3 separate regions of the Homo sapiens genome follow, and regions 1 and 3 are each linked to region 2. A link is a loop called in an ENCODE intact Hi-C map of the cell type or tissue named here. Cell type or tissue: heart right ventricle. All regions are shown on one strand. Links, peaks and the distances in the headings refer to the core of each region. The heading gives the core; the rest is flanking DNA.

What was found. A loop is a pair of places that touch in the nucleus more often than their neighbours do. Peaks named below come from ENCODE experiments on the same cell type or tissue, not always from the same donor. Only the 100,000 strongest peaks of a DNase experiment are listed, where the experiment ranks them.
Region 1: it touches region 2 in a loop (4-fold over the local background); 37 of 110 quality-filtered maps call a loop at or near these places.
Region 3: a loop joins it to region 2, with 5 times the contacts of the local background. A loop is called at or near these places in 80 of 110 quality-filtered maps.

The regions. Positions count from the first base shown.
Region 1 is chr9:70,586,070-70,593,603 of GRCh38, reverse strand. It overlaps TRPM3 (transient receptor potential cation channel subfamily M member 3), which reads left to right. Exons shown (of 26, transcript NM_001366145.2): 22 at 2,399-2,573. Among named protein-coding and RNA genes, the nearest start is that of KLF9, 180 kb to the right of the region's middle. In heart right ventricle, for the core only: no CTCF peak of the experiment used is centred there; a DNase peak (open chromatin) is centred at 3,613; H3K27ac peaks cover 3,982 bases.
Region 2 is chr9:70,481,444-70,488,977 of GRCh38, reverse strand. All of the region lies in intron 3 of KLF9-DT (KLF9 divergent transcript), which reads right to left. Among named protein-coding and RNA genes, the nearest start is that of KLF9, 71 kb to the right of the region's middle. RefSeq lists an enhancer at 3,299-3,605. In heart right ventricle, for the core only: a CTCF peak has its summit at 4,260 (motif pointing right); a DNase peak (open chromatin) is centred at 3,548; H3K27ac peaks cover 3,149 bases.
Region 3 is chr9:70,348,657-70,356,190 of GRCh38, reverse strand. SMC5 (structural maintenance of chromosomes 5) reads right to left here. Exons shown (of 25, transcript NM_015110.4): 23 at 5,898-6,077; 24 at 5,720-5,815; 25 at 1,318-4,000. The coding sequence ends at 3,860. Among named protein-coding and RNA genes, the nearest start is that of KLF9-DT, 62 kb to the left of the region's middle. In heart right ventricle, for the core only: a CTCF peak has its summit at 3,200 (motif pointing left); no DNase peak of the experiment used is centred there; H3K27ac peaks cover 542 bases.

The sequences.
Region 1 (7,534 bases), core at 842-5,841, 110 kb before region 2:
TGATTGTTTTGACCCTTTGGATAGATAGCACAATCAATCTGAACAAAAACAATCCTGAGAAATTAAATTAGAACAGTTTCTGTATTTACTGGCTGAGTTTCCTTGGGTCAAACTAGCTTCTAAATCTCATGAGCACAAACCTTCCTCTCCCAACCCATCTTTTAATCAGTGTAAATAAACACAACATGAAGGACCCATGTGTGCTTTTTCATTGATAGAACTTTTTGTAAATAAATGATGAAAGAATTTTATAAAATAAGAGAGAGGATGAAAAACAGACCCATGTTTTCTATAAAACTTTCAACACAGCTGGCTTGCTCACTTTAAAAGAGTTCTGAGACCACTAAACTATAGAAGAAATAACTAATTAGCATACAACTTTAAAGACTATTTAAAAATATGAATGGATGTCAGATTTTAAGATATTCCTGTTTGGTTTTTAAGTCATGCAACACTTGTGAGATGCATTTTGAAGTTGCCTTGAAAATTGATTAGACCCCAGTGTCCTAAGGCATACAAGGAAGGCTATAATGTTTGAATTCCAATAACAGACACTCTTTTAAAACAAAATCGTGGCCGGGCACAGTGGCTCATACCTGTAATCCCAGCACTTTGGGAGGCCGAGGCGGGTGGCTCACAAGTTCAGGAGTTCAAGACCAGTCTGGCCAAGATGGTGAAACCCCATCTCTATTAAAAATACAAAAAAATTAGCGGGGCATGGTGGTGCACACCTGAAATCCCAGCTACTCAGGAGGCTGAGGCAGACAATTGCTTAAACCCGGGAGGCTGAGGTTGCAGTGAGCCGAGATCGCTCCACTGCACTCTAGCCTGGGTGACAGAATGAGACTCCATCTGAAAAATAATAATAAAATAAAAATTAAAAAATTGTAAAACTAATTTGAAGCCTCCATTATCATTGATAAAATTAGCATTAGGCTTTTTTTTGTGGATGGGCATCCCTTCAGGAAGTATGGTATCTAAGAGAAAGTCTTTTGTATTCTATGTTTTGATGCAAGCGATAGAAACCAATCTCCAACTAGCTTAAGCCTAGAAGGGATATATTGACTTATGAAGGGCATAATGAAACTGGCCTTAGGGGCTACTGCAAACAGGGACCCAATCACTGTCAAGCTTTGCTCACTTTCTCTTGCAAATCGGCTTCATTTACTCTGATCAGTTTCACTGGCGGAGAACTCAGCGTCAGATACAAATACTATGAACTCACCCCATTACAGAGACACAAGGAACTTCTTTCTCCCAGCTTTAGTTAAAAACAAAACAAAGCAAAGCCAATACAAGGATTCTGGTTGGCCTGTCTTGGTCAAATCCCTGCTTCTATCACTCTTGCCGGGGCCAGTATCATATTTAACGTAGCCTGGAAAACACACCTACCTTGTGGCCATACTGGGTAGAAACTGTTTATAAAAGGAGGAGGTAATGGGTTCTGGCCAGAAAAAAAATCAATAGTTATTGCATCCTCATCTATTTAATATTTTGAGTGATAAAAGGAAAATAATTTGGCATATAAGAAACAGATCCCAAATAACATACATCATGGAAAGAAGGAAGAATGAGGAACAAGAGATAACATTATATTAGAGAGCAGCCTGGAGGATTTTATAAACCTGTCAAGATGAAAATCCATCATTTCTACAGCAGGTACAGGTCTGAGTCATTAGGGTGCATGATTCTAATGCCCAAGAAAACACCCTCCATAGCCAATGGGATACCCTGCAGGAGAAGTATACAAACAGCCATTTTCTCTGAGAGACTGGTTGGTGGTAGAATACTATGCAGTGGGGTGGGGCCACAAGAATAAGAATATAATGGATATTTGGTTTATCCTAGCTTCGTTTATAGGCAGTTTTTGTTGTTGTTGTTTTGTTTTGTTTTTGAGCTTTCCAATTTTTCATTAGCCTTTCAGAACTTAGAAAGGAGGTTTACAGCATTGCAGTCGCTCTTGGAATAGTTCAACTCTCCCAATTCCAGTTTCTCTAAGAAGAAAGAGACCCAAAGAGGACACTTGCCTCCCCCAGGAGCAGAGAAAAAGTTAGCACCTGATTCACACAGAGGCCTAAGCTTCCATTTATATGACTCCTATGCCTAGCCTATGTGGGACCTATGCTCGGTCCCACAGACAGCAATGAAAAACGAAGAGGCTTCATCTGTGTGTGCACTTTTTGAAATGTTTTTTGAGTCACTGATAGAATTCTGTGGACACTGGCTTCAACAGACCAAGCATCTTCTTATCTGGACACAACTCCCTGTCTAAACATCCCTTCCCAGCAGTCTAGAAAGTGGACCTCCTCCAAAGGTTCCCATCATTGTCAGCAATTATAAGAACACTCAATCATATGGGTTTTCTCTTGTTTCTCCCTCTGCTTCCCCACCCTTCCAGATGATAGACATGATGTACTTTGTCATCATTATGCTGGTGGTTCTGATGAGCTTTGGGGTCGCCAGGCAAGCCATCCTTTTTCCCAATGAGGAGCCATCATGGAAACTGGCCAAGAACATCTTCTACATGCCCTATTGGATGATTTATGGGGAAGTGTTTGCGGACCAGATAGACCGTAAGCAAGTTTATGATTCTCATACACCAAAGTCAGGTATTTAAATTCAATTCGGTTATGTCTTTTCCAAGTTCATTTGTTTGTTCTCAATAAATGGCTCAAGATAGAGGACTGATTCCTAGCTTGCTATCTTGGAGGAAACAAAAATTACAGAAGGTGAATACACAATTTTAGCAAAGTAGTTCTTGGGTATTTCTTTAGGTATGTCATGTTCTGTGACACGAATCGACATCTGGTATACCAAATTTGATCAAACAATGAACCACTTAGAAAGATCTAAATTACTTTATGATTCAAACTCCCAGGGCCATGTGTTGAATATTTCAGTATCAGGAATATTTTATGTCACTACCTCCCTACCTCTACCCCAGCCTTTAGAAAATAAATTTCTTGAGTTGGACTTCAGAACAAATAAACAATGCTCGATTTCACCATCAGAATTCAAGAGTAAGGGCAAACATCTGCATGGTATTTTTCTTGCACTGGAAACTATTCTCCAACTCCCTTTCCCACTGTCTTAAATTATGTGCTATTGAGACTCATAGGAAGCTGGTATTCATTGCCTGGAAGTATGGAAAATGCCTTAGGTCATAAACTGAGTTGCTTGCTATAAATGCCAAAAAGAAAATAGTATCTATATTATGAAACGATTCAGTGTGGGGAGTGAATGCCAGCAAGCCCCCAAGGTTTCATGCCCTAATAGATGCCGATTCTCTGTAATAAACACTCCTTTTGTATGGAGTTTGAAGATAGTTGTATCCTAGGAGTCTGTTCCAGGATTTTACTGGGACCAAATGTCAGGACACACCAGGCATTGGGAAATTTTTTGGGAAGAAAGCATCATTAAAGAAACATCTTTCAGTGTGGAGGAGTTGAATCCCAGGAGCAATGATTTCTCATTTCCCCTGAGGAGTTTAGTTCTGGAAATAACATCCCTCCAACATTGTTGAATTAACATTTTTCAGACATTTTTTTGCTGACAGGCCAGCCGTCTGAGCCCTGGACTGTGGACATGGATTAGGGTTGCATAACCAGGTAGTATAGCTTATTAAGAGCAGGAGCAGAGACTAGTTAGCATCCCCACTCCCACTGCCCATCCCCGGTAGGACTGAGACCAGGAAAATAGGGACAAGGCAGCAAAGAGTGTGAGTCCTCCAGGCCTGTGAAGAGGATGTGTACGTTGGCAACAGAACACACCGGTACGTCATTTATTCTTCCACGATGGATTTTGAACAAACACACTTTCCTTCTCAAAATGCGTTATCTAAGGCAATCAAGACTTTTTGGAACACCTAATTGGAACAAATACTTGTTTCATGAGACTTAGCCAACTCACTGAGGAAGAATTTTAACTCCATCTCCTGGTTGTAATATCTTTGGCTGACAATGTGCAGCCTTCACCAAGACAGCTTGCCAGGGACTGGGGAAAATCCTTTTGAGAGCCTGCTTTCAAACAGTCCCTAAAGGCAAAACAACACTTTTTAAAAACCCACCTATGACCATTTTCCTCAGAGATTAAATGTGCTATTTCCCCCCAAGAAATTGTTTTTCCACTTAGTTACATTATTTTGCCTTTTTTAGTTTTCCTTTCTGCTCCAAAATGAGATTAAGCCCCCAGGGAAGTTTTGACAATGCCACATTTTGGGATGGGAGAAGGAGGGAGGTGTAGGTGTGTTTTATAAATGGGATTCTGTCTGTCCCTCTACAAGTGGCCATTTATTGATGTTGTACTATGAACCCAGCCTAGTGCAACAAACACCACCATCTGGCTGAATAAGAGGATTTATTATTGTTATTTTAAAAGAAGGGCTGATTGTAGTTTAGAACTTGAAAACCCCCTGGAGACAGAGAAGATGTGTTCTGTGTGAGTGAAACATGAAAATAGATTTCCCACACTGTTAATTAGATCTGTGGAGCTCTACGTGTGTGAGAATAAATTTCGACTCCAAACCTCAATGTATAACTGACCCAGCCTTGGATAGATGCAGCCTTCGTGATGCCCTTCCCCAACCACTTACCTTCCTTTTCGATGTTCTGAAAGAGCTACAATGGTAGCCACTGTTCTAAGCTAAATCAGCCAGTTTTCTGTCTAGTGCTAGTGAGTATTTGTCCTTTCTCAAATGGATATAGAAGGCTGCCCCCAAAATCTGTCATGACATTTGGCCAAGGTCATTGAACATTCCTGTCCTCCAAATGATTTAATATTCATGTTATGGCCCTGGATGGGCCCAGTGGGGATTGGGTGACTGCCCTAGCTGGTCATTCAGAACTGCTCTGGAGTCCCAAGTACCAAGCTATTTGAGAAAGGTACAAATCTTTTATGCTGCCCTACGACGTCTTGCCTCTTTTCTGTGTCGTGCCCAGGTTGGTTTGTGAAGCATGTTTTCAGGCTGATCGGATCTCATATCCGCCTGGACCCACAGCCCTTCCCAGGGTCTCCAGTCCCATCCTGTGGGTGTACCCCGTGCGGGCCTTCTGAAATGCTGCTCATTCAAACACACCTTCGCAGAGTGACTCATTTCTAACGGAATGCGTGTGCTCCATAGCTAACTCTTTTTTTTTTTTTACTTCAGAATTGCTAAGCCCATTTCATGTTTGGGAAAATACTCTTTCTTAATTGGGTTGGACGTATATGGATGTACAATAGGGCCCTTGGGGTGGGTTTTTAACATCAATCATACACCTCAGAAGAGAGGGCGGCTTTGATGCCCTCACTTCTGGGAGGCAATGTTACCTTGCTACAGATCTTTGATATGCCTTCCACCTTTTCTTCTGTTATTTGTTCTAAACACAGAGATCAAAGATCGATAAGATCAATAAAGCCTAAGATACTGGAATGAAACTTCTAAGGTTACTTTCCAAATGTGCTTAAAACTAAACCCAAAGGAAAGAAAATGGAGTCGCTGTAAAGTCACAACATAATTTAGGTGCTTTTCACCTCTAAGCCATGTTGAACTAAACACAAATGATAGTTCAGCCTTAATCTAAGTTCTCTGTGGAGACTGAAATGTTTGTTTTGTTTGGAAGCAGAGGAGAGTGAGAGAATGTGATTGGAAGCAGAAGATAAGGAACCTGGGGAAGGGACAGTGACTGTCCGCTCTACCCGGAAACTTTGCCTACCACCTTGATTTAATTCGTGGGAATGCAACTTGCTGTTGTTGTGTGGTTGGTTCCTTTTTGGTTTGTCTGGTTTCTTTCAAATAGCCCAAAATTGTCTTCACGTGTTTGCTATATAGAATCCTAGCTCTCCAAGAACCAATCTAAGGGCTACCATGAAACAACTTAGGCCCTGGGTTGTTAAATGCATGGCTACCAAATGATGACACCCTTTTGGGTAGTCTCATCAGTGTGACCCATGTGGCATGGCCTCTGAGAGCTGGTCAGGATCCCACTGGAGCTTGAGGAGAAAAGCCACTTAGAAAAGAGGAGCAGCAGAATTCATTTCCACCCCAGCAGCATTTCATGCCAAGGCCGGAGCAAAGCTAAAATTAGATGGACTCTTGCCAGCTTAGAAATCTGGTTCTGCATTCTGGTGTGTGAGGTGCCTAGAAGTGCACCTTTGTTGGCAGGGAAAACGGGGTGTCTCTGGCTTTCTCCAGCCCCTGAATGAATGCGACTTTCATTTATTTACAGGGCATCCATGTGCTGCTGGCTGTATATTCAGATTCCCCAGGCTGTACCAGGGCAGGAGGAAAATGAATCATGCTCTTGAATGCATTAAGTAAGGGTCTAAATTTAGTCCTCCTTTCTGCTTCTCTGAGTATTTTTACAAGTTTAGATAGTAATGTGAAAGCAGAATGTCCAAAACTTACTTTCTACCATGACAACTTAATATTATCTAGCCCTTTCCATTCACTCCAAATTAGCTATCCAATCTACTTAATGCCTGGGTTACTTTTTTTTCTTACTGCCTAGGGCTTTTCCATCTAAAATTAATAGGTAGTCTGGGGTAGGAAGGTTTTTGTTTTGTTTTTGCTTTATTTATGTATGTATATATTTAGTACAAAGGTTTGCTATAAAAAAAAAAAATCCTTGCTCCTTTGTGTCCATGTTGTCTCTGTGATGTTGACTGAATTTAAAGTGTTGTTTTTGTCATGTGTGTGCATGTAAAGCCAAAACACATTCCTGAATTATTTTTCTGCCTCAAATTAATTGTTCCTCACTTCCCATGTGGAAATCAGAACATCTCAAGGAGCCAGTCTCTAAAATACGCCTGCTTATGGTGAAGTTTAGAGCAGCATGAACGAAGATGACTATTGTTATGCATTGCAATCATGAAACTCCAGTTCTCAAGACTCAGGGCTGTGCATCTGTTTAGTATTCTGAACTGACCTTCTCTAATGGATTCAGAGCACACTAATGCCTAACAGCTATAGCGTGGGGAGTGTTGCTTGACCAAAAAAGTATTTTGGAAAAGGAAAACTTGAGCCAGTGCCAACTTTTGGGAAAGGGTTTTGTTTTGTTGGGTTTTGTTTTCACAAATTGCTAAGGAAGCAAGCCAATATGAGGCACCATCCTCATTTTCTGTCCCTGAAAGCCAGCTCACGTTATAGAGAATACCCACCTGACTTGTTTACTAATACAAACTGAGGCTTAATGGATTTACAAATAACAGAGCTATCTGCAGACAGGACTTTGTGATGATTCCGGACGCTGTTTTGATCAACACTTGTTCTATTGTCATAACATTTAATTAGCATTTTCTCACAGGTTGGACTCCACTTTGAATTCTTTCTTCAGTCAATGAATATTTATTTTGTTTGTACTGTGAGCTGGGAACCAGAGCACAGAGATACATGTGACGGAGGCTTTGTCTTCAAGGAGCTTACAGTCCAGGAAAGGCAAGCTGCCATTGACGATACATGTGTAGAGATGGAGCCAAAGAAGGTAGCCAGTTCTACCTGGGGTGGGAGATGAGACCTTGCAGAGAAAGGGAGGGTTGAGCTGAGCCGCTCGATATG
Region 2 (7,534 bases), core at 1,377-6,376:
TATTCCAAATATTCACCAGGCAGAAGCACTTAAGAGGGACACCTTCAACTGGAGAAGCTCCAATTTGGGGCTAATCCAAGGGTGTGTCCACGTGTAGCCTGAGCCAGAGACTAAATGCAGGCACAAGAAGTCACCCCGGGCAGCCTAGGAACGTTTAAGGTGAGGCATACAAGTGATTTAGTTCAAGGCATAATCTGTTCTGTTAACAGCATTTTCAAATGTTCCCCAACCTCTGACTTCTGAGACTGACAACATTCCAAGAATCTGAGACTAAATGCTGGAGGGAAAGAAAATATTCCTACCACTAGCTTAGGAATATTGGGTCATTCCTTGAACCAGGGGTGAAGATGAGTACTTTACTGGAAACCAAAAATTTGTACTCCCTCTGCTCGATCATATCTCTAAATAATTTGAGGGCTGCGAAGCATAATTAATTACCAAAAATATGAATTAAGCAGCTACTGCTTAGGGCTGTGCAATGACTAAAAAGGTTTGGTCTCTAATTTATAGCTGGTACTTATTAAATATATGCCAATTGATTTGTAAGAATTTATCAGAGAATAAATAAAACACACACTCAGAAGCCACTACTCATGCACAGGCATTATTAAAATGAAGACTACAGTAAGTTTTCCTTTCTCTGTTGTAACCTAACCACAGCCACTTACTGTTTATAAGCCCACTACAGGCTTATAAGCACATTACTATAAATCTTGCTCAATATGAGGATCCTATCCTCTTTTTTTTTTGTCAGATCGAGTCTTGCTCTGGTTCTGTCACTCAGGCTGGAGTGCAGTGGCCCGCACCCAGCTCACTGCAACCTCGTCCTCCCAGGTTCAAGTGATTCTCGTGCCTCAGCCTCCAGAGTAGCTGAGATTACAGGTGCACGCCACCATGCCAGGCTAATTTTGTGTTTTTAGTAGAGACGGGGTTTTGTCATATTGCCCAGGCTGGTCTGGAACTCCTGGGCTCAAGCAATCCACCCACCTCAGCCTCCCAAAATACTGGGATTACAGGCATGAGCCACTGCGCCCTGTCCTTCTTTTCAGAGATGCAATACAGGCTATTTATATAAAAGGCTGACATGAGCCAGCACAGGAGTGCCAGGTATACCCCGAATGCTAAGAGGATATCAGCACCAGGCCCCAGGCTCTGTGGGAAGGATTCAATGCGGAGAAAAAAAACAGCACTTGTCTGTGACCAGAGCCATGCTAAAGCCATTGACTTACTTTCATCTTTTCTTTAAAACTATTTTTTTGACACATAATTGTACATAGTGATGAGGTACATGTGATATTTTGTTACATACATACAATATGTAATGATCAAATCAAGGTATTTAGGATATCCATCACCTCAAGTATTTATCATTCTTTGTGTTAGGAACATTTATCTTCTAGCTATTTTGTAATACACAATAAATTATTGTTAACTATAGTCACCCTACTGTGTTATCAAACACTGGAACTTACTTCTTTTATCTGACTGTATGTTTGTACCCATTAACCAACCTCTCTTCATCGTCCCTCCATCCCCAGGCTCATTTTATTTTTTATTTTTTATTTATTTATTTATTTTTGCGATGGAGTTTTGCTCTTGTCGCCCAGGCTGGAGTGCAATGGTGTGGTCTCGGCTCACTGCAACCTCCACCTCCCAGGTTCAAGCGATTCTCCTGCCTCAGCCTCCCAAGTAGCTGGGATTACAGGCACCCACCACCACACCCAGCTAATTTTGTATTTTTAGTAGAGACGGGGTTTCACCATGTTGGCCAGGCTGATTTCAAAATCCTGACCTTAGGTGATCTGCCCACCTCGGCCTCCCAAAGTGCTGGGATTACAGGTGTGAGCCACTATGCCTGGCCAGATTTATTTTAATCTTGCCCCTCAACCCAACCTCAATTGGGATGGGAATCAGTCTAGGCTAGTTGGGGTCAGGGGAACAGGTTCAAGTCAGATGCAGATAATTATAGAGCATGAAGCACACACTGCAATAATTAGAACTCTTTTAGCTGTGACTTACAGAAGCTCAACAGAAATCAATGTAACCCATAAGAGAATGTATTGGCTTCAAGGTATAGTATTAGCTGGATTGAAGTGCTCAAAAGCTGTTATCCAGAATCAATTGCTTTCCATTCCCTTACTCTCAGGATTTCTTCCATGTTGGCTTCATCTTCAGGCAGGCCCTCTCCCAGTGGTGGTAATAATAATTGCCAGAGACTGGGTACAGTGGCTCACACCTGTAATCCCAGCACTTTGGGAAGCCGAGACAGGTGAATCACTTGAGGTCAGGAGTTTGAGATCAGCCTGGCCAACATGAAACTCCCATCTCTATTAAAAATTTAAAAATCAGCCGGGTGTGGTGATATGTACCTGTAATCTCAGCTACTCAGGAGGCTGAGGCATGAGAATCACTTGAGCCTGGGAGGCAGAGGTTATAGTGGTCTGAGATCCGCACCACTGCACTCCAGCCTGGACAACAGATGAGACCCTGTGTCAAAAAAATAAAATAAGAATAATAATTGCCAGAGCTCCAGGATCACATCCTACCAGCTTAACAGCCCAGGCAGTTCTAGCAAGAGCCCAGGGCTAGTTCTCACTGGCCTAGCCACAGTCACAGACTCATCTGTGAACCAACATCTGTGACCAGGGAATGCAGTTCTCTCATGGGCCAGGCCTCGGCCTCATGCCCACTTCTCATTCAAGGAGGAAAGGTCAGCGCTGCTCATACCACAAGGACTAAGACTTAGAATAGAGTAACCAAAAGAAAATCAGGGTGTTTTCCCAGGAGAATGGAAATAAAGGGTTAAAAACAACAGCTCTCCACTGCCTTGACGGTGCTGGCCCACTTTGTGGATCCTGGAGTTATGACACCTATTCTTACCCTCACTCTCCTTAAATTTCCTGTGCCCAAAACTTAATAGGCAATTGAATAAATAGTTTTAAAATGAATCAATGAATGAATCTAGTTGAGAGCATAAAACATGAACTATTTAAATATTCCACAGTATTTGGTGATATGATCAATGTAAACTATAAAAGCAAAGATGCAAAAATAAAGGAAGGAATGAGGGGATGCCATAGGGAAGAGGTAAGGCCTGAACTGGGTCTTGAAGGATGGGGAGAAAAGGGGAGGGGAATGCGTTCCATGAAAAGTCACAATGTGGGCATAGCACTGAGATCAGACAAGTACCATGAATCCAGGGACAGAGAGAAAACTTGCCAGGCTGGGCTTCACGTGGGCAAATAATGGGAGAGGAGTGGAGGAAGGTAGGAGGGCCCACCATGAGTCTGGGGTGGCCATCTGAGGACCCAGAACTGTATCCTGTAGATGCTGGGAGGGGGCAGAAAGGAAAAGCTGGCACTGAAGGAAGAGAGAAGAGTTCAGTTTGGGACAAGATGAGGCTGCAGTGTCAGCAGGAAGCATGAAGTAGGAGAGTGATGATGACAGTGCTGCTTTGCACAGATAAGCCTGGCGGAGACACGGAGGGGGCTGGACTCTTAGGGGTGAGCACGGAGGCAGGGTGTCAGTGGGGAAGCTGCTGCCAGGTGGAGATAATGAGGGTCTAAACTCCATCCCTTCAGACTGCCTTTTCCAGCCCAGCTTCAGAGGCCCTTTCAGCAGCCCCTGCCTGCCCATTACTCTTTCTCTCTCCTGCCTGTCCTGGCTCCTGACATGATAGCATGTCAGATATTTGATTATCCAAGAAACTTCAAACTTGAGGAAGCTACACATAGAGAGGGTCTAAAGCATACGGTGCAAAGACTACGCCTTGCTAAATGACACAGAAGTCTCTTAGCAAGGCATGGCACAGAAGCATGGGTGAACCAAGGAAGATACAGCTCACTGTCCAACTCTTCAGAACGTTTTCTGAATAGCATTAAGCACTGGATTCTGCAAACCAACTGATTGAGTTTGAATGTCAGCATCACCGTTTACTGGCTGTGTGATCGTGGGCAAGTTCTTTCTCTTAGCCTTGCTATTTCTCATCCGCAAAAAGAAAGTATAATTGAACTTCCCTCAGAGGCTTAGTATTAAAACTAATTGTGTTAATAATGTATATAATGGGCCTGACTCAATAAAAGTCTATTATTATTATTTGCATCTGGGAACATCACAAGTAAACCTGTTGGTAGGACTCACCTAAACTTCCTCCCAAAGCTAAAAATCCCAACACATAAGGGAGGCCTTTGGAGATGGGGTTAAGTCCTCTCCACTGATCCTCAGGCTGAGCTGAGTCTGTCCTGAAAGATATCGACCACTAGAGGGAGAGTGGACTTCCAGAAACCACAGTCCCTCAACCCAGTGTCTTTCAAACTACGGGTTTGAAACACATTAGTGGTTGTGATACCAACTTAGTGGGACCCGACTAGCATTTTTTTAATAAAATAAAACAGAACATATCTGCATTAATTTCAGAAGATACAGGTAGATATTGTTTCATGAAGCCCTTTGCTTTAAATAATTATATAGACATGTATGTTGTTGGTCCCAAAATAAAGTATATTTCTCACTGTGAGTCATGGTCAACTATCAGGAGATCTTGAGAAACACTCCCATAAATGATGTACAGGAGAAAGCTACCTGTGTTGTTCATTCTCAAACACCAACAGGCCACATTGAGGTGAGTCATTGCTCTATGTTAAAGAAGAATCAGACACAGAAGTAGAGGTCTGGATTTAACTAACGACACTCCACATTGTTAGGAATTGTTTTCAGATTCTCTTCCTCTGGTGTTCATTAGGCACCTCTCAAGGTCTAACCTGGCTGTCCTTTTTCAGGCCTATAAATGCCCTGTGTGGCTCTCATCCTAGGTGATAGCATTTACTCCCAAGGCTTCCATTGGTTCCTCTGTGTGACTGAATCCTGAACTACCTCTTTGGCTTTTAACTCCAGATATGTATTTCCAAATGATGGCTAGAATTCTCCCCATGGATGTCCCATAGACCCCTCAAATTCAACCTGTCTGAAACCCAACTCATTATTTTCCCTTTATAAAAAGAGAAGTAAAAGACCCTGGTCCTGTATTCCTTCTCTTGGCTCCTCTCTCCTAGCAGTCACTGTATTAGGCTGTTCTTGCACTGCTATAAAGAAATACCTGAGACTGGGCAATTTATAAAGATAAAAGGTTTAACTGGCTCACAGTTCTTCAGGCTGTACAGGAAACATGATGCTGGCATCTGCTCGGCTTCTGGGAAAGCCTCAGGAAGCTTAAACAATCATGGTGGAAGGCAAAAGGGAAGCAGGCACATCACACGGCCAGAGCGGGTGCCAGAGAGAGGGAAGAGGTGCCACACACTTTTAAATGACCAGATCTCGTGAGGACTCACTCATTATTGTGAAGACCGTACCAAGAGGATCGTACTAAACCATTCCTGAGAAATCCGACCCCATGATCCAATTGCCTCCCACCAGGACCCACCTCCAACACTGGGGATTACATTTCGACATGAGATTTGGGCAGATACGGTTTGGATATCCAAACCATATCCAGTCACCCAGGTGAGAAAATTCAGTTATGGTCAAGTTTTCTTTCTCCCTCTGTCATTGCTGAGTTGAGTCATTTATCTGTCCCAGTGCCTCATCTGTCCAGTCTACTTTTCCCTCCCACTCGTACTATTTCAGATGATTTGTATATCTTCTTAGTGGTCTCCCTGTTTCCAGCCTCTCACCTTTCCCATGGATCCTTCCCATGGCCATCAGCTACCTCACCAAAACAGACTGAATCGTGTCATTCTCTCATATCATTCTGGTCTTAATAACATGCAATAACTCCCAAGAATAACCAAAATAAATAAAATATGTAAGCATGGGATTTAACTCCCAAGTCAGGAATGACAAATGATTCCATCCCAAGTGCCAATCCCAACTGATTCATTGAGAACTATGTTGAGAAGAATTCTGAGGCTTCATTCAAATTCAGGAAGAAAGGTTAGCAAGGGGCACAACAGGGGGACGTGGGTATCCCTGATCTAGGCTCAATCTATTTTTTTTTTTTTGCTTCTTCCCACATAACTCTACCAACCATTCAGCCACAAGAACTACTTATCATTACCCAAATATACCATGCAATTCTATTAACGACAAAGACTATAATTCCTTTCTTTACTGTTAGCTTACTCTTGCCTCAACTTCGTATCAGAATCCTCATCCTGTTCCTCTACCATCAGAGTTTATTATGTGTATCTCTACTGAGCATGTATCAACCTCCTTTGTATTATAAATATTATATTTTTTATTTTTTGTAGAGATGGGGGTCTCACTATGTTGCCCCAGGCTGGTCTGGAACTCCTAGGCTCAAGTGATTCTCCCATCTCAGCCTCCTAAAGTGCTGGGATTACAGATGTGAGCCACCATGCCCAGATGTCATTTGCATTTTAAATACTATGTTATGGATCATGTGTGTGAGTATGTATTTCTGCCTCTCCCACTGGACAATAAAGTCTTTGAAGGCAGTCAACATATCTTACTCATCTCTCAACCCCTAGATTCCAGTCACCAACTTAAACATAGCAAGCATTCAGGGGGGCATTTATAGAATGAATGAACTATTTAATATTCTGATGGCATGTTGACACGTGACTTTTCAACAACAAAAGTCACAGGGGGAGGCTGAGGCAGGTGGATCACGAGGTCAGGAGATCGAGACCATCCTGGCTAACACAGTGAAACCCTCTACTAAAAATACAAAAAATTAGCCAGGCATGGTGGTGGGCGCCTGTAGTCCCAGCTACTCGGGAGGCTGAGGCAGGAGAATGGTGCGAACCTGGGAGGCGAAGCTTGCAGTGAGCCAAGATCGTGCCACTGCACTCCAGCCTGGGCGACAGAGTGAGACTCCATCCCAAAAAAAAAAAAAGAAAAAGAAAAAAGTCACAGGGAATCTCTGGGAACTAGCCCCATCTCAGAGTAAGGACTCCTTTCTAGAGATTTCCTTATTACCAGCAGTCAGCAAAAACCATAAGACAGCAGCCCCAAACTATGAAGCAGGTGGTAGAACTGAGAATTTAGGAGAAAAATCTCTCATTGGTGCAACAGCATAACACTGGACACTTACGGATGACTCTGCAAGTATACAAGACAAGCCTTATGCTCCTTTCACCAATCAAGCTCGGAAGATGTGACTTTCCCTGTATCACAGGAGCACCCCTAAGTAGAAGGAGACTCAAACCCACACCTCACACTTCAGATCCACAGCTCACACTTCAAAGTTGTGCTCTTCCTGCTTCACCAGTGAGTGTTTGGTGAATTTTACTCCAAAGAAAGGAATCCACTATCATTAAAAACTAATAATAGTACATTGGAAAATCACTGCATTGCACCATTCTGTCTATGCTATAAAGGTCTCCCACTCAGATCGTCCAAGCAACCCCCTAAACAACTGGAGACTCAACCCTATGACTAGGTGAAGATGGCTTTGGTTTTTTTGGTTGTTTTTTCCTGTGGACCTCATCTAACTTGAAAGTTGTGGGTTTTGTTTGTTTGTTGTTGCTTGAGATGGGGTCTTGCTATATGAGGATGGTTTTTGAAAAGGTATTTC
Region 3 (7,534 bases), core at 842-5,841, 130 kb after region 2:
GGATGCCAAGAGCGTGTAACAGTCTCCTCAGGCAAAAGGAAATTAAAGTTTACTAACAAAAGCATGGTCAGACAGGTAAGGTACTATTTGTGGAAGGAGAACGTCTTTCAGGTGTTTCTGACCTACCTAAAAATAACTAACCTACGTTGCAGCCTCTCTGATAAAGGCAGGGCCAGGGCCAGGGCCAGGGCCAGAGCTGTTTTTAGGTTGCCCTCAGCTTCACCAAGTCCTCTTAGCACAGCTTAGAATGAAGCTAACCAGAGGAGACCTGCTCTCTCTCTTTGGGATTATACAAAGCTGGCTTTTTTGAAAATATCTAAATCTTCCAGCCAATCACCAGTCATTTATTTTGCAGCAATAAAGTTATAATTCAACATTAAAAAATAAATAAAATCCCCCATACCTAACCTTTTTGGTGGAAATAAAAAGCCCAAATTGTCAACATAGTCATATCTCCCAAATGTGCAAATTCTATTAATTATAAAATTTCCAAATTATATATCAATATAAAATAATGAGATGGAATATCTTTAAAGAAGCTCATCTGACTAACTTATATTTGAATTTAACAAGGTAACAAGATCTATAAAAATAACTATCAGCACTCCCCAATGCTCAGTCTGTAGGTATTGGCATCCTTTGAACTATTTATCAATAGACTACAAAATAATCTCTACTTTCACATTATTTAGAATTTTCAGACCTGGGTGTATAAAATTCACAGTACATTTTTCAAGATTTAAAATATGAGAAGATACATAAACATTAATAATGTACTCACTATAATGCTATGTGTCCCAATAGGCCCCGATCTCATTTGCTCCTCTCAACAACTCTGTGAATTAGGTATGATTCTCATTTCACCAATGATGAGACTATCAAGTAACTTGTAAGTGAAAGTCTGCCTGACTCAAAAATATATTTTAAAAAAATTACTTTATATAGTAGCTTAATGTAAGGAGTAATAAGTGAAAATTGGCTATTGGGCATGTTAGCAAACATAGTGTTTAAACATAAAAACAGTTAACCTATGTTGCAGCCTCTCTGATGAATACTCGGCCTTGTAACTTGGCTTCTTTAAATGGTTTAAACCTTTTTTTCATGAGTGTTTATTGCTTCTATTAGACTGTGATTTCACTGCAGGCAGAAAAGGGACTAAATTTTCTACCCTTTCGAACACTAATAGACTGCTGAACACTATTTTGTAAATGTGGGTACTTAACAGACCTTTTTTTAGTAAATCTGAAAACCAAAATGACTCTTAATAAGGTTCAGAGTATAAAAAATAGTTCTCACTTAAAATAACATACACCAAAAGAATATAAAAATATTGATTTATTACCAACAAAGCAGGATTTCCCAGTTTTTTCAATTACACACACACAAGCACACACAATAGCAGAATGAAATTACATTTTTCACATCTAAAGGTTTATACCTCAAAGAAAATAGGCATGTGTCCAAAAGACAATTAGAAAGCAAGAAATCTTTCCTTTTACTTTGAATATGGAAAATCTTTTAACAGAGACTCTTTCCAGGCAAACCAATGAAGATTTAGGCATAGAAAATGCTTGTCACCTTAAGGTTTTTAAATATAACTGTATTCACCAAATCAAGTTTTTACTAGAAGTTTTTACGATTTTTATGTAATTAAAAATCAACTTTTGGCCGGGTGCAGGGGCTCACGCCTATAATCCCAGCACTTTGGGAGGCCGAGGCGGGTGGATCACAAGGTCAGGAGTTCGAGACCAGCCTGGCCAATATGCTGAAACCCCATCTCTACTAAAAGTATAAAAAATTAGCTGGGTGTGGTGGGACGCGCCTGTTGTCCCAGTTACTTGGGAGGCTGAGGCAGGAGAATCGCTTGAACCCGGGAGGCGGAGGTTGCAGTAAGCCGAGATCACGCCACTGCACTCCAGCCTGGGCAACAGAGTGAGACTCCATCTCAAAAAAACAAACAAACAAACAAACAAAAAAACTTTTGTTTTAAGTGGCTGAGACTATGTGCTAGACTTACTACTGTTTAATATGCTAAAATGATACATAATTTATTCTTCACAGCTCAAAATTCAATGTAAAGCCAAATATTAATTTTGTCCAGTAGAGAAATTAAATGTTTACAAACAAAGTATGGAACAGTTGTTGGCCTATGTAAATTGAAATGTAATTGACCATTTTATTTTCAAACATGCTTAATCTTCACGTGTCTTTTTCACATTGATACTCATTTTGCAGAAATAAGATGACTGGTACTAATTTAGACAATAAACAAACTACACCAAGCACATTTTAGTAAAGATATTTTGGTGGAACGCAAAGTAATTAACGATGAAAACATTTGGTAATATCCATTTACTAATATGTTACCAAGTTCTTCAATGTTTACATGACTTGCTCATATTAGTAAAAATGTCATTTTAAAATATTTTCACACTTCATGCACTGGAGTTAGTTTAAGAAGGGAAGGCTCTTTTAAAATGTTTATAAAGAAGAAAATACCTTTTTAAAGAGAAAATGTCTAAGTGAGAGGACATAAACTTATGGCTCATTATTTTTTGACCTAGTTAAGAATATAAATTTCAATGGCTACTTAAGAATATACAAAACCCAAACTGAAAGCAATTCTTCAATTTATTCAGGCAAGCAAGTCAAAAAAATAATTTTGTCATTACTGGCACAGATCCAATCCACTGTTCAAAGACATGACTTTGGACTGTCTATTTTCCTATAAGATTTATTTTTTAAAAGAAGATAATTTGTTTGGTTCTACTAATTAGTATAACTTAGAGATAAACAAATGATTTTCCCATTTAATTCTTTTGCGGTGAAAGAAAACAGTTTAAACTAGATTTTCTAAGATAATGGGTACATCAACATTGTAAGAAAGGCCCTATAGGCTTAAGTTCTAAAAACATTACGGTTTTAAAGAAATCAATGCTTTTCCATCACTCTTTACATAACACTGAGAAATTTCAAATATAAATTGTAGAAACCAGTATATGAAATTTTAAGAAAAATCTTACTAAAAATAATTATAAAATGCTTTTAGAAATGTAAGATGTAAAATATAATTGACTTTAAATAAAATAAAAAAAAGCAACCCCTGCCCCCACACTTTAAAAGGTTATTCTTTAAAAACCCTTGTCACCTAATTTTATTCTCAGTCAATCTTTTGGTTGTATTTTGCATCATCTAGTGGCCACCTTGCAGCATTTCAAAGCAGTTCTGCTACCATTTTTGAACCCCAGTGCTTTTTTCCCCTTGAAATACCAATAAAATTATAGCATCAAGTTTCATAAAACTTTCTTTTAAAGGCCCATAAAATTCCATTTCCTACTGGAGATAAGGTAATCTTTTTTAATAGGAAGAAATGACTAGATCTGTCATAAATTATTACTATACATTAGACATTTTCATATCAATTTTTTAAAATTAAATATAACATTGGGAGAAACTAGGACTTAGGCTCTAGAGTCATCTTTAGGCTCTAAAAGTAATTAAAGTTACTCTGCAATTAAAGCTCAGGGCTACCATATAAGTAACTTCTTGTGATTAACCCTTCTTCCACTGTACCTTTGATTTGTAATATTAAGTACATTTTAACATGAGAACTGAATGACTCATGGTCAGAGTGCCAAGAACTCAAGTTCAACCAAGACTGAAGAAGACTTAACTTTTACTACCAGCTGCTATTTTGGAAAGGTCATTATAGTTTCCATTATCAACCTATTTGTATTTAAAAGCAGGTTTCCAAAAATAACTGCTTTTCGTTTTAGTGAATCTCCTTTTATTCAGTTGAGCCATACTTATAAACAGAATTTAACAAAAAAAATTCCCAAGTTCCCTCTCTTTACTTTTATTAAGAAGGTTGAGTGAATGTAATACGGCGCCGCCGCCTTTGGAAAGCCTTTAAATTCCATGTGTTTGGTTCCAGCATATGAGGGCCATTGTAGACAAACAAAACTGTCATCTTTTCAGAATAAGGAAGATTTTGCAGGAGCTGTAAGTATTAAAACAAATTGTCATATAAGCTATATACTGAGAAGTATAGTTTTCCAACCTTACATGTGTACAGTCAAATGTATTATTTTATTTGCAATATTAATAAAACTTTTTTTTTCCCACTCTGCTGCTCAGGCCGGAGTACAGAGGTGCGATCTCAGCTCAGTGCAACCTCCACCACCCAGATTCAAGAGATTCTCGTGCCTCAGCCAGCCTCCAGAGTAGCTGGGATTACAGGCATGCACCATCAGGCCCAGCTAACTTTTTGTATTTTTAGTACAGACAGGGTTTCACCATGTTGGCCAGGCTGGTCTCGAACTCCTGACCTCAGGTGATCTGCCCGCCTTGGCTTCCCAAAGTGCTGAGATTACAGGTGTGAGCCACTGTCCCCAGCCAATAAGACTCTTAAGAAGCTCTTAAACACCTCAATATAAACCTTGCCAGACTGTAATCCTTACCTAAATTAGCATACCTGTAGCCTGGCCTAAGGAACAATCAAAATAAGGAATAATCCAGCCCTCTAGATTCACAGGATAACTGGGATTATTCAACTTCCTTGGCAGACCTTGGAAAAGAGTATGTCCTCCACAATTTTCCTAGGGTAGATACTTTCACTTTTTATTTATAAACACTTCTCAAGCAACTTCTTTGATAGCCTGGTATCCTGAAAAGTGTGTAACAGGGACATTTGTAGACTAAGGTATTTGGCAAGCAGTAGGGTATTAACAGATGTGACTATTCCACAAGACTATCTACTGAAAAAAAGAAGACAGATGACACTATTTAATAAAAATTTGAATGTAGGATGGGCAAAAACAATTTTTTTTTTTTTTTTGGAACAAGGTCTCATTCTGTCACCCAGGCTGCAGTGCAGTGGTGTGATCTGGGCTCACTGAAACCTCCACCTCCCAGACTCAAGCGATCCTCATGCCTCAGCTTCCCAAGTAGCTGGGACTATAGGCGCATGCTGCCACGTCCAGCTAATTTTTGTATTTTTTTTGTAGAGATGGGGTTTTGCCATGTTGCCCAGGCTGGTCTTGAACTCCTGGGCTCAAGTGATCCACCTGCCTTGGCCTCAAAAAGTAGTGGGACTACAGGTATGAGCCAGTGCACCTGGCCAAAATTTTTCATGAATACTTAAAATGGAAAAAATCTGGTTACATTAAAAACATATCTTTGAATACATATGCTTTGTAATTTACTCACAGCACTAGATTTAGCAAAAGAAAATTTCCCATTGCAATGGTTTTAGATTATGAAAAATTATCTACAAAGATAATTCTGTTTTTATCAGAATTAACCTGTGAATAGAAGATGTTGGGATACTTAAATTTCTCCTGGGCCAGCTTAGTACTAGTGGCAAATAAAGAGGAAGGGCAGTATATGACAAGAGAGGCTTTTTTGGGAAAATGAAGAGCCAGAGTCTTAAGGGTTGTATTCCCCACTCATCTTTCAGTGCTGAAAGAGTACCTTTTCTAGAAGAGAAATGAGACAATCTCAATTTTAGAACATAATAATATGCCTCCTACCTTTCTTCCTCTGATTAAGCATGACACTGGAATTTGTCCCTTTAATAATGTAAATATTACTGTTAACCTTTTAAATTCCTTTTTTGGGAGTGTTCCTGCTAATATGTGCATGTTGGGACAAAAACTGTATGATTATGTCACAGGAGATTTCTGAGTATATGACCACTTTTAGGTTACTTTTTACCTACCTTTGGTGTTATGAAAAAGTATTGAGATGTATTTTCTTTACAGGCAGTATTTACAACCATTTCAAACACTCTCCGTTCATTGATTGGGTCCATTCCCTAAACAATGGCAACAATAATGATTACATTTATTCCTGTTACAGGATATAAGAAGATCCAAGTAACAGAACAATCACCATACCTGATTGATTTCATCAACTACTCTGAATGGACATCTATTTAGCTCCTGAAGTGCCATCAAGTATAACATGGTAGAAACACTTCTTTCACCTCCACTTTGATGATGAGGAGTTAATTCATGCAGTTGAGTACTACTTCGAAATTTGACTCTAATTCGAATTCCATATTTATCATAATCTTCCTATAAAACATTTAAAAAGTGATGAAAAATGAGTTTCCTCTGGTAATGTCATTCTATTATTTGAAAATGGATTGAATTAACTGAGTAAGAGTAAAGAACTCAAAATTTAGTGACACTAGTTTAAATATGTAACAATAAATATATATGTATTTTTAAAAATAATAAATATTAAGCAAACAGTTACTATCTAAAAGCTTTAAGGGTTTTCAAAGAACTATTTAGATAAGGAAATTATTCAGATTAAATTAACATTTTCCTCCTCTATACCATTCTATTCAAGTTTAGTAGGCTTCCCCAAGAGTTTTTAGAAATTACTGAGCGAGGAACTCTGTCCTCAAAAAGCACTATCTATTCTAGTTCCAAAATGCTAGGTTCTTAAACTGTAGGTGAAAGCAATTAGAACATAATGGAGTGTCATGCTCTCTTGTGCTAGAGAAGTGGTTGTGTATGGTAACTGCAGAGGGCCAAGAATCCCCCTAACTTCTTCAGTCGGTTAAGAAGGAAAAAAACAAGGTAGGAATTACACATATACTTTGAAAACTTAAGTCATACATACACACAATACTCAGCAAAAAGCAAGCCTGGCACGTAATAGGTGCTCAATAAATATTTGTTGTAATGAGTACATTAGTGTTTTATAAATGTTGCCAAAACTGAGGATGCTCTAAGGTTTACTATTCTTATTGATGGCACTTCTATGTCAGGTTCAGATTTACCTTAAAAATGAGATACATAACTTACTAATTAGGCCGGGTGTGGTGGCTCATGCCTGTAATCCCAGCAATTTGGGAGGCCGAGGGGGGTGGATCACTTCAGGTCAGGAGTTTGAGACCAGCCTGGCCAACATGGGGAAATCCCATCTCTACTAAAAATACAAAAATTAGCCGGGCATGGTGGCAGGCATCTGTAATCCCAGCTACTTGGGAGTCTGAAGCCGAAGAATAGCTTGAACTCAGGAGGTGGAGGTTGCAGTGAGCCAAGATTGCGCCACTGCGCTCCAGCCTGGGTGAGAGTGAGACTTTGTCTCAAAAAACCAAAACGAAAAACATGAAACTTACTAATTAAAGGTTATCTATTAATTGAATAGAGCTTTAAGGTCTAAGATAGTACTGAGCAAGAGAAAGATATAATACAACCCACATATGTAATTTTCAATTTTCTAGTAGTTACTTTTTTTTTGAGACAGAGTCTCTGTCCCACTCTGTTGCCCGGGCTGGTCTCAAACTCCTGAATTCAAGTGATCCTCCTGCCTTGGCCTCCCAAAGTGGGATTAGGCATAAGCCACAGCACCTGGCCTTTGCCTGTCTTAAAGAAAAATTAATTTTAGCCCAAATTGCAATGCATAAACTTACAGCACAAGAAATTAGTAGCAAATTTCCCACTATTTCCATTCTTATAAATTCTTAAATTCTTTTTTTTTTTTGAGACAAGGTCTGGTTTTGTTGCCCAGGCTGGAG